Regions from separate parts of the Homo sapiens genome. Here region 2 is linked to region 1. A link is a loop called in an ENCODE intact Hi-C map of the cell type or tissue named here. Cell type or tissue: heart left ventricle. All regions are shown on one strand. Each heading gives the region's core, and the rest is flanking DNA. Links, peaks and the distances in the headings are about the cores only.

Region 1 (5,276 bases), core at 422-4,421:
GAGAAGAACATACACCGTGATTTTTATGACACGATTCATTTACCCAGTCCTCTGTGATTGGCCATTTAGCTTGTTTCCAAGTTTTCCCAGTAAAAACAATGCTACAGTGTGCATTCTTATAGCTAGTTCTGGGAGCACTTTTTGAATTATTTTCTTAAACTGAATTCCAAGAACACAAGCATGATTGTAGAAGACCTCATCCTTCTAAGGGAGCCGTGACTTGAAGTAGGTTTAAGTTTCCTATAGAGGAAGAGCAGGCTTGGCTGTGCTTACATGTTGTTTCCAGCAATCTCTTGACAACTGCCGTGGTGGGTTATGGACTTAGAGCCTCACTCTAGAGGAATCCCTGACCTGCTAGGAGAGTATAATAGTGTGGAATCTCTGCTTTCATCTCTCCGGGGAAGATGGGCCTTGTCAGTTGCAATGGAGAGACCAGAAAAATGCAAAGATCAAGAGACTAGGTGAGTCCCAGCCATTTAGAAGAAGATGAGGTGAGAATACCCCAAATATTCCCTCTCTCTGCACTGCGAGAAGTGGGGAGTCTGAAGTTTTCTCCCTCTTTTTGCCATATTTTAAACTATGTCATCAGAGCTTGGTAAGGTTCCCTTAGGGGCCAGAAATGGCTCATTGGGAGGCCCCTCAGTTATTCAGAACTCACTGAAGCAGGGGTCTAGGAGAGGGGCAAGCACCTGGCTCCGGGCTTCATGGAGGAAGGAAGTGAACCCTAGGACTTCCTTCTGGACCATCCAGCCCAAGTCAGCAGGTCAGGAAAGAGCTAGACTCAGGGCAGAAGTCCTACCAGGAGTAAGGAACATGTCTTTGGCTTCCATCTTCCTTATTATTCTTTCAGATTCAAGGAGATGTGGCAGGTGGGCTGCAGCAGCCACCTCAGAGGGAAGGGCTCCCTAAAAAGGGGCTGGATCTCCACATCAACTCCAAAACTCTGCATCACCTAAGATGCTCCCACAGAGGTTCTCAGCCCCACCATGCATCCGGGTCACAGTGAGCAAATTTAAGGCACAGGTGCTTAGACCCCAGAGGTTCTGACTTAATAGGCCCAGGGAGAAGCCTCAATGTTGGTAAGACTTTAAAAGGCTTCGAAGCCACTGAGTAATTGCTTTAGATGGCAGGGAATGGTGTAAAGGTAACTCAGTGGGCTTTGGAATTGACTGATTGATCTGAGGGCCTGGATAATGGGAATAAAAATAAACAATAGTATGTACCTCTATAAAGTGGCTTCCACACAGTAGGTACTCGAATGGCAACTAAACATGATGAGCATTAATTATTTGCATGGCTGCACGAGGAAATATAAAAGGGAATGGAAGAACAGGTGGTGGGAGAATACAGCACAGTCACTCTTGCTTGTCAAATCTGACCTAAGAGTCTTGGCATCAAAAGAGAACTGGAACTATTTTTTTGCAGCAAACGAAAGGTAAAGGGCTAGTCTTAAATGTTGGCCCTGGGATCCAGAATTCCTATTTGTACCAATGTGCTGTGCAAATGGTTTACGGATGGAGTGGCCATTTAGCTTTATCTTGCCTTCCTGGCCTGCTGTTAGATTGGAGGGCTGGGGTCTGCCTTGTGTTAAAGATTATCTCCCTGGAGGGAATGTAATCTGCTATTAGTATGTCTTGTAGGTGGAGGCCAACTGCTTTCCCACAGTCTAAATCTGAATCCTGTTTACCCACCATTCTATTTAGTAACAGCCATTGGCCAAGGGGAAGAGAATGAAGGATTCCAAGACAGGCTTAAAGCTTTCAGTCTAAAATGAATAGGTGTTTCCTCCTGCAGGTTTAGGATGATCTCTTTGTGTAACTCACAAGGAGGCTAATCCAATTCCAGGTCTAAGGTCGTCACATCACCGCTTTTAAGGTCCCCTGAAAAGTCCACGGTAACTCAAGCAGTCTTTCTCCCTTAGATGCTTTATACTTCAAGATTCTGGTCTCTTGACTTTTTAATTGATCTTCACTTGGCACTTCATACTTGGAACACATCAGCTGGAAGGTTCTTTGTCCCCTCCCTGAGAAATTAACGATGTGTGGGGAAACTTTTAGATGCACCAGGGGAATGCTAATTAAAAGAGGCCTGCTCCGAGACCTTCCGCAAAACAATCATCCTTTGAATACGTGGCTGCTCACCCTGCCCCAATCTGTCTGCTTTGTACGTTTGGGTTTCATGTATTAAGAGTTGCTTAGTGTAGGACTCACTTTTGAACCTCCTTCAGGCTCCAAGATAAAGCCTTGAGCTGGGTCTGCAGGGAGCAGTGTGAGCCAGTTAGCATGTGGTGGTGACGGCCACAGCCTCTTGCTGGGCTCTAAATCATGGCTAAAACCCCAGAGCTAAAAGCATCACCCCTTTCTGGCACTTTCAATTGAAAAACCATGCTATATTTTTGTTTCCAATTATAGAAGGAGAAAAATAAAAGCATCTGGAACTCATTACTGTCCCTTTATTCCACGCCATAACTTTAAGAAAGCAAAATAAGCACTCTCACAAATGCACAGGAAAAGAGAGGAAGCAATGACTCCAGAACTAAGCCCTCACACCCCAGACCCCACTCCCCTGTGCATCTCTGTGCCCATATTGCAAACACATGGAGCGTGGGGTTTATGACGGAAATCTTGACAGCTCGCCGGCTCACAGGTCTCCGGCTCTTGCAAGGAGGAAGCTCAAGGGAGTCTGCAAGTCACCCGGCTGCTCAGGACACTGGCTCCCTCTGTCTGGCCGTTCCTAATGTGCAACACTTGACCCCAGCCCAAGAACTCAAGCCCAAAAAGGTCAGGCCTTCTCCCGAAACGTCTGCGTGGATGGCAAGGATCCTGGTTCCAGGAATCCAAGACTCCAGTGGATGATAGGAAGAACTCAACTTGCAAAAAAGGCAAGGTGGTATCTGCTTTCATGCCACACAGAAGAAGATTGACACATGACTCCTGGGGGTCTTGGGACCCAAACCTGAACTCCTTGGCATGCCACACAAGGGCCTTCCTGGTCTGCTCCTTGTTGCTGCCCTGGAATTGTTATCATTGTGCTCCCTGAGCACACTGTCCTCTCCCAGATGATAATTTCTTTCTCTAAACAAACCGTGAACAGCCTTGTCCTTGCCCAAACAGCTCCCCAGTCTTCAAAGCCCTTCCTCGACCCATTTCTATGCCTTTGCCCATGCCTGATAACATAGTTCATAAATAGTGCCTTCGTTCGAAAGGCACTCTAAATAGTTACTGACCTCTAACTCCATGCTCAGTGTAGTGGTGGGGTTGGGGCTCAGAAATACAATACCCCCAAACATGGCATCTTGGAAATTAAGAAAACAGCAGAAGCAGAAAGGTCATTCTCTGGCTTTTTTCCACCTTCCTGTGTAAGAGCTGGCCATAAAGGAATTCTCTCATCTACCTCTTCTGAAAGTAGGTCACAAGACCCTATGTGACAGGTGTCCTGCCCTATACCCAGAGGAAAGGAATGCTACACAGACAGGCCAAGAAGGATCTGAAAAAACAGGCCATGCTAATTCCCTTTAATTTATTATTATTAGGTCATACCCCTCTTATCTGATCATATTTCTACCTAACTGCCCATTCTTCATGAAACATAAGCATAAAAATACAGTTTTCCCTGGGTCTTTACTTGTTCATTTCTTTAAAAAAAAAAAAAAAAGCCTTTAGGAGACTGGGTTTTACTCTGTCACCCAGGCTGGAGTGCAGTGGTGTGATCATAGCTCACTGTAGCCTCAACTCTTGGACTCAAGTGATCTTCCTGCCTCAACCTCCCAAGTAGTTGAGACTACAGGTGTGTGCTGTCTCACCCAGCTAATTTTAAATGATTTTTTTTTTTTTAGAGACGGGATCTTGATGTGTTGCTCTGGCTGGTCTCAAACTCCTGGCCTCAAATGATCTTCCCAGAGTGTTGGGATTATAGGCTTGAGCCACCACATCTGGCCTAACTGTTCATTTCTGAAGACTCTCATGTCATGGGAAAGCTTGGTTAAATAAATTTGCTATGCTTTTATCTTGTTAATTTGTCTTTTGTTATGAGGCTGTCAGCCAAGGACCCCTTGATGGGTGAGGAAAAGATATTACTGTTTCTTTTTTTTTTTTTAGACGGAGTTTCGCTTTTGTTGCCCAGGCTGGAGTGCAATGGCATGATCTCAGCTCTCGCAACCTCCACCTCCCGGGCTCAAGCGATTCTCATGCCTCAGCCTCCCGAGTAGCTGGGATTACGGGCATGTGACACCTAGCCCAGCTAATTTTTGTATTATTAGTAAAGATGAGGTTTCTCCATGTTGGTCATGGCCTCGAACTCCTGACCTCAGGTAATCCACCCGCCTCGGCCTTCCATAGTTCTGGGATTACAGGTGTGAGCCACTGTGCCTGGCCGATATTAGCTTTTCTCGGCTGCAGTAGACACTAGAGCTACAGGAGAGAAAAAGACAGGGTCCTTGGCCTCAGAGAACCTAAAGGGGAGTGCACATTCAGTTTGGTTTATTTTTAGCCCGTGACTACGAGGTATCTGGCACTGTAGGGGTGTTTTGGTTTCCTATGGATGCTATAACAAACTTAATAGCTCAAAACAACCACAAATTTATTAGTTTACTATTCTGTTGTCCAGCACGAGTCTAGGCTAAAATTAAGGTGTCAGCAGGAGTGCATAACTTCCTGGAGGCTTTAGGAGAGAACTGGTTTCCTTGCCTTTTCCAGCTTCTAGAGACCATACTTTCCTTGGCTCCTGGCCACATCCTCCATCTTCAAAGCCAGTAAGAGCAATAGGGGCCTTTGCATACCACATCACTCTCTCACTGTCTCCCTCTTCTATTTCTAAAAACCCTTGTCCAAACCCTTGTCTAAAAACATTTGGTCCACATAGATAATCCAGTATAATCTCTTTAAAGGCAGATGAGTAGCAACTCTCATTCCATCTGCAATCTTAATTTCCCTTTGCCATGTAATGTAAAACATTCCCGTGATTAGGACATGGACTGGACGTCTTGTGGGGATGCATTATTCTGTCTACCACAGAGGACCGAATGATAAAGGGAATACTGTCATTCCCCTTAAAGAGACATTTTTGCAAAGCCTTCCTTAAAAACACAAGCAGGATTAAGAAACTCCTTCTATATTCCCATTACACTGTCTGCACTTTAAAAACACCTCTTTTATAACATTTAACATGCTTAAAGCAGTGTTTGTCAGAGCGTGGGACAAGTAATACTTGATAGTTTGCATTTAGTCATTTTGCACTTTAATAATTATGCATTTATTTTAATGTGAGTGAAGAGCATA
Region 2 (5,276 bases), core at 636-4,635, 280 kb before region 1:
GGCCATTGTTCTGGTGAATGCGTTATTTTCCATCACTCTTGAAAGGAAAAAAACTGTTTGCATTCCCTTGACCAGACAATCGTATGTATTTAGTCTTCCCTCAGGTGGTGCTAACTCTCCTACCCTCTGTCATGTGTGATATATAGTCTGAAGAGAACTGGACCTCCTGGACATCCTGCAGAACGGCACCCTGGTCCACTGTATCATGCCTCATGTCAATCAGATATCAGATGGGTGAGCAAGATGCAGCAAGTGTACTGAAGGCCTTGGAAAGACACATGGGCTTCAGATCATGGGAGACAAACCCTAAGTTTCAGAGGCCCATCACATCAGTTGTAGAAGTCTGGTGTTCCAAGGCGCACTGGGGATAAATGTAAAGGATAAATTATTGCATCTCACACCTCCCACCATGAAGAAGGAAGCACAGTGCTGGTAGGTCCCATCGTTTCTGGAGGCGGCATATTCCATATCTGGGAATACTCTTCCTACCCATAGACTGGATTACATGGAAGGCTGCCTCCTGTAAGTAAGGCCCAGAGGAGGGCTCTGGAGTAGATCCAGGCTGCAGTGCAAACAGCCCTTCTGCTTGGGCTGAACAATCCAGCATGCCTTAGGTTACTAGTGATCTCAGAGGTAGGGAAAGGCCACCATGTTCAGTTTACAGAAAGTTCCACTGGGGAATCATGAAGGACTCCTAGGGCTCCGGAGCAACGCCATGCCATCTACAGTAGAAAATTTTACACTCTTCATTAAAGAGCTCCTGGTGTGCTGCTGCTGGACCACGGTAGAGATGAAGCAGCTGGACATGGGACACCAAGTGACCATATGCACCTCCAGAGGTGCCCCGCACAGGCTCATCAGGTTCTAAGGCTAGGTGGGCCCTGCAGTATCCAAGGCAAGACAGAAGTTCTGCATCCATGATCAAATATATCAGCAGGGCCTGAAGGCCCAAGCCAGCTACACTGGCAGCTAGCTCAGAATTCCAGAGCCCCCACCACTGTTGCACCAAGGGTACTCCCTCAACTCACACCTATGGCCACATTTGGAAGGGGAAATCCTTATGATCCACAGATGGAGGAAGAAAAAGTGAGCTTGGATCTTGGATGGCAAATGTGGACAAAAATGGACAGTGACTGCCCTACAGCTGTACTCAGGATGGGCCAGAAAGGCAACATCAAGGGGAAACCCTGATGGGTGGAGCTTCATTGGTGCACCAGGTCATCTACTTGGTTTAGATAAAGAATACGTATCTTCCCCCTTCCCTCCCTCCTTCCCTCCCTCCCTCCCTGCCTTGTTTCCCCTTCCTTTCTTCCTTCCTTCCCTTCTCCTCCTCCTTCTTCTTGTTCATCATCTACTGATCAATGTGTCTATTGATCTATTTTCTATTAATCACCTATCTAGGTGTCATCTATCTCTCTATCTCTTTATCCGTATCTACTAATTATCTATCATCCATTGGTCATTCATTATGTATCTGTCATGTATCATCCTTCTATCTATTGAATCTATCATCTGTTTCTATCAATCATCTATTTATCTATCATCTATTTATTGGTCTGTCTCTTTACTAATTATCTATTATTTGTTGGGCACAGTGACTCATGCCTGTAATCCCAGCACTTTGGGAGGCTGAGGAGGGAGGATGGCTTGAACTCAGCAGTTTGAGACCAGCCTGAGCAACATGGCGAAACCCCGCCTCTGCAAAAAAAAAACACACAAAAAATTAGCCGGGTGTCGTGGTGCATGCCGATAGTCCCAGCTGTTTGGGAGGCTGAGATGGGAGGATCACTTGAGCCCAGGAGATAGAGGCTGCTACAGTGAGCCGTGATGGCACCACTGCACTCTAGCCTGGGCAACAGAGCGAGACCCTAGCTAAAAAATCTATTATCTATCTATCTATCTATCTATCTATCTATCTATCTATCTATCATCTATCTATCTATCATCACTATCTTTCTACACACATGGACTCATTGGCAGTAGCAAATGGCTTGGGCAGTTGATCAGGGGCCTGGAAGGAGGGAAACTGGAAGGTGAGGGTTGAGGAGCAGGCCTAGAATAGTGGCACGCTCTGCATGGCAGTGGGCCCAAAGCCTGCAGATGTGTGTATCACATGCTAATGCTCAGCAGAAAGCCTCCGCCACGGAATGAAAAAGCCCCGGACAAACTGGTCTTTTGACCCATTCACTCTTTGCTTTATTTTAAATGTATCGTTTTCAGATTTATGTCCCAGACACTTTTCGCTCTGATGTAAGAATGCCGTGCTAAGAACAATAACCAAAATAGCTTCTATTTTCGTAGCATATGCCCATAATTTGCCTCATTTTACCCTGGCAGCAGTCCTGGGACTTAGGAATGACAGGGAGAAGTTCTTCCTTTCCAGATGGAGAAAGCGGATGCTTAGAGACAGTAAGAGCCCTGCCCAGGGCCACGGAGGCAGCTCTGGCCTCCGGTCCTGCATTCTCTTCCCGGTTTCTTGGGCCCCTCTGGGCTGCGGAGGGAAAGCAGAGCCGAGTTGACCAGCAGGGGGCGCCGGCCTCTTTTTGTCTACATCTGTCCACCTGGCTGTGCCAGGCAGGCTTCTGCAATCAGCACGCGTGCCCAGTTCTGTGACTGGTGAGTGGGCTCAGTTCCAGGGTGCCCTCCGCCTCACTGCATCTCCACCTGCTGGCCACACCGTAGACCATGCTCTGTTGTATGTGCTCACTTCTAAGTATCCCCAGACCCCTCGCTGCTGCAGGCTCTACTCAATCCCTACTAAGAAATGGACAGGAGTCAGCACCCAGCGAAAGGCTGTAAATAAGCCTCAGCGCTAACAATAACCTTTCCCTCCCTGCCATAATACAAATGTGGAGCTTGTCATCGAGGCTCCTCTTTGAGGCATGAATATTGATCTTTTGCCATATGTCTTTATGATGTGTGCTTTCTCCAGCAGGACCCGGTTTTGTTGCGTTTCTCCTTTCTGCCTTCTCATTTATTATGGTCGTCTGCTTCTGCAACGAGACTCCCTGTGAATTACAAATTTAGTCAACCACAATGAATTTGTGTTGAGCACTCCCCAGGAGCCAGGCACCATGCATAGTGGACTTAACCAAAGTCCCAGCCCTCATGGAGCAGACATTCTAGGGAAGGAGCCAGACAAAAAGCAAAACAAAGAGGGAAATGATGTAATTTGTCAGATGGCAATAAGTGCTGTGAAGGAAAATAAAGCAGGGAAGGGGATAAGGAGGTGGGGTGCAGGGGAGTGGGGCGTAGCCCAGGGGAAATTTGCATCAGAGAGAAAAGGTCAGAGAAAAGGCCCACAGAGAAGGTGACATTTGAGCAAAGACCGGAAGATGATGAGGAAGCCAGCTCTACAGATATTTCTTGGAATAATATTCCAAAAAAGTAAAAAGAGCCCACTGGGGGAGTGGGTCCCACACACAGGTCAGTGTGGCTGGAGGGCAGTGAATAGGAGGAAGTGAGATCAGAGACATGATGGGATGAGGGAAGAGAGATGAGCCCTGCAGGGTGGGATGCAGATTGTGCTGGGCCTGGCAGGGCCATAGGGATGATGTTGGTGTCAGTGTACGATGGGAAGCCACTTTCAAATGAGACATGCATACAAGGGGGAATGGTCCAGATCAGTATGTGTGATGGCCTCTTCCTATAGAATATTTAAAGTTCCATTCCTTCTCAATAGCCTCTATCAGGGATTTACAGGAAGAGACCACACATCAAGACGTCCTAAAGCCCTGGGCCCATCTGTAGTTGGGAGGTGGCAGGTACATTTTTCTTACTGAAATAGCCATTACATTCATCTTTTGGAGACCGATGGAGGTACAACTGTGATGAGTCCTGTGAGAAGCCATCAGCATCTTGTTTGAAGAATGCACCTTTTTCTTCTTGAATATCAGCTCAGTGGCTGCTGGGAAGCAGCTGCCGGAGGTTGGCCTGGTGTCACCATCCGTACACCATCATGCTGCAGTGCCACAACCACACAAAGCTCAGCAACTCCTTCCTCTCCCACATGGACAGATCAAGAGTTGAGATGAAGCTCCGCATTGCCATTGCTGCACATGTACAGTGTACCAGGCATGCATAGGTGTTGGGATACAAAGTCCCTCGCTTCATGGACATTAAATGAGAGAGAGAGAGAGAGAGAGAGAGAGAGAGAGAGAATAAACACATAAACAAGTGAATGCACATTCTTCTGTTAGCTAATGATGAATGACATGAAAAGTTGAGTGTGGTAGTTAGCGACCCTGGGACAGTCTGCCTGATTTCTGATTTTCTGATTGAGAGAGCAGAGCCCTGAATGAAGCAAGAAACTTCAGCAATGTTGAAGAAGTGTGTCATGAACTGAATGTTTGCATCCCCCTGGCCCAAGTTCATACATTGCAGCTGTGACCTCTGATGTGATGGTATTTGCAGGTGAGACCTTCGGAAGGCATTTAGGCTTAATAGAGAGCATGAAAGTGGGACCCTCATGATCCGATTGGTGTCCTTATAAGAAAAAGAAGAGACCAGGGCTGTGTGTCTTTCTGCCATGAGAGCACGTGGCGAGAGCACTCGTCTGTCAGCCGGGAGGACAGCCTTCATCAGGAACTGAATCTGCTAGCACTTTCGTTCTGGACTTCTCAGTCTCCATCATCACGTGAGTCAATTTCTCAGTCTCCATCATCATGTGAGTCAATTCCTTAGAGTAAATCTCTATATATGTATATCTGCTGGAACCTAAATCTTGGATTCCTCAGAACAATAAGAAAGAAATGTCTGGTGTTTAAACCGCCCAGTCTAGGTGTTTTGTTATGGCAGTCTGAGCAGACAAAGACACAGAGGTAAAGCCTTTGAAGCAGGGAAGAGCTTGGTGTCTGGCTCCCAGGAGGTGACAGTGAAGAGGTGGGCAGGGCCATATCATGACAAAGCGCTTGGGGAATCTTTTCTGCAGGGGTCTGTTGAACAGCTTTCGAGTGCAGGGAAGTGATATGATCTGATTCCCATTTTTTTTTTTTTTTGAGATGGAGTCTTGCTCTGTCGCCCAGGCTAGAGTGCAATGGCATGATCTTGGCTCACTGCAACCTCTGCCTCCAGGGTTCAAGCGATTCTCCCTGCCTCAGCCTCCCGAGTAGCTGGGATTACAGGTGCCTGCCACCACGCCCGGCTAATTTTTGTATTTTTAGTAGAGATGGGGTTCCGCCATGTTGGCCAGGCTGGTCTTGAACTCCTGACCTCAGGTGATCTTCCCCCTTGGCCTCCTTAAGTGCTGGGATTACTGATTCCCATTTTGAAGAACT

Evidence for each region. Hi-C counts contacts between places; a loop is a spot of excess contacts. Peaks named below come from ENCODE experiments on the same cell type or tissue, not always from the same donor. Only the 100,000 strongest peaks of a DNase experiment are listed, where the experiment ranks them.
Region 2: a loop joins it to region 1, with 1.8 times the contacts of the local background. A loop is called at or near these places in 7 of 110 quality-filtered maps.

Annotation. Positions count from the first base shown.
Region 1 is chr21:32,141,147-32,146,422 of GRCh38, forward strand. No RefSeq gene overlaps it. Among named protein-coding and RNA genes, the nearest start is that of LINC00159, 57 kb to the left of the region's middle. In heart left ventricle, for the core only: a CTCF peak has its summit at 2,729; a DNase peak (open chromatin) is centred at 2,685; H3K27ac peaks cover 240 bases.
Region 2 is chr21:31,863,699-31,868,974 of GRCh38, forward strand. No RefSeq gene overlaps it. Among named protein-coding and RNA genes, the nearest start is that of HUNK, 6.7 kb to the right of the region's middle. RefSeq lists a silencer at 2,583-2,722. In heart left ventricle, for the core only: CTCF peaks have their summits at 2,532 (motif pointing right) and 2,744; a DNase peak (open chromatin) is centred at 2,573.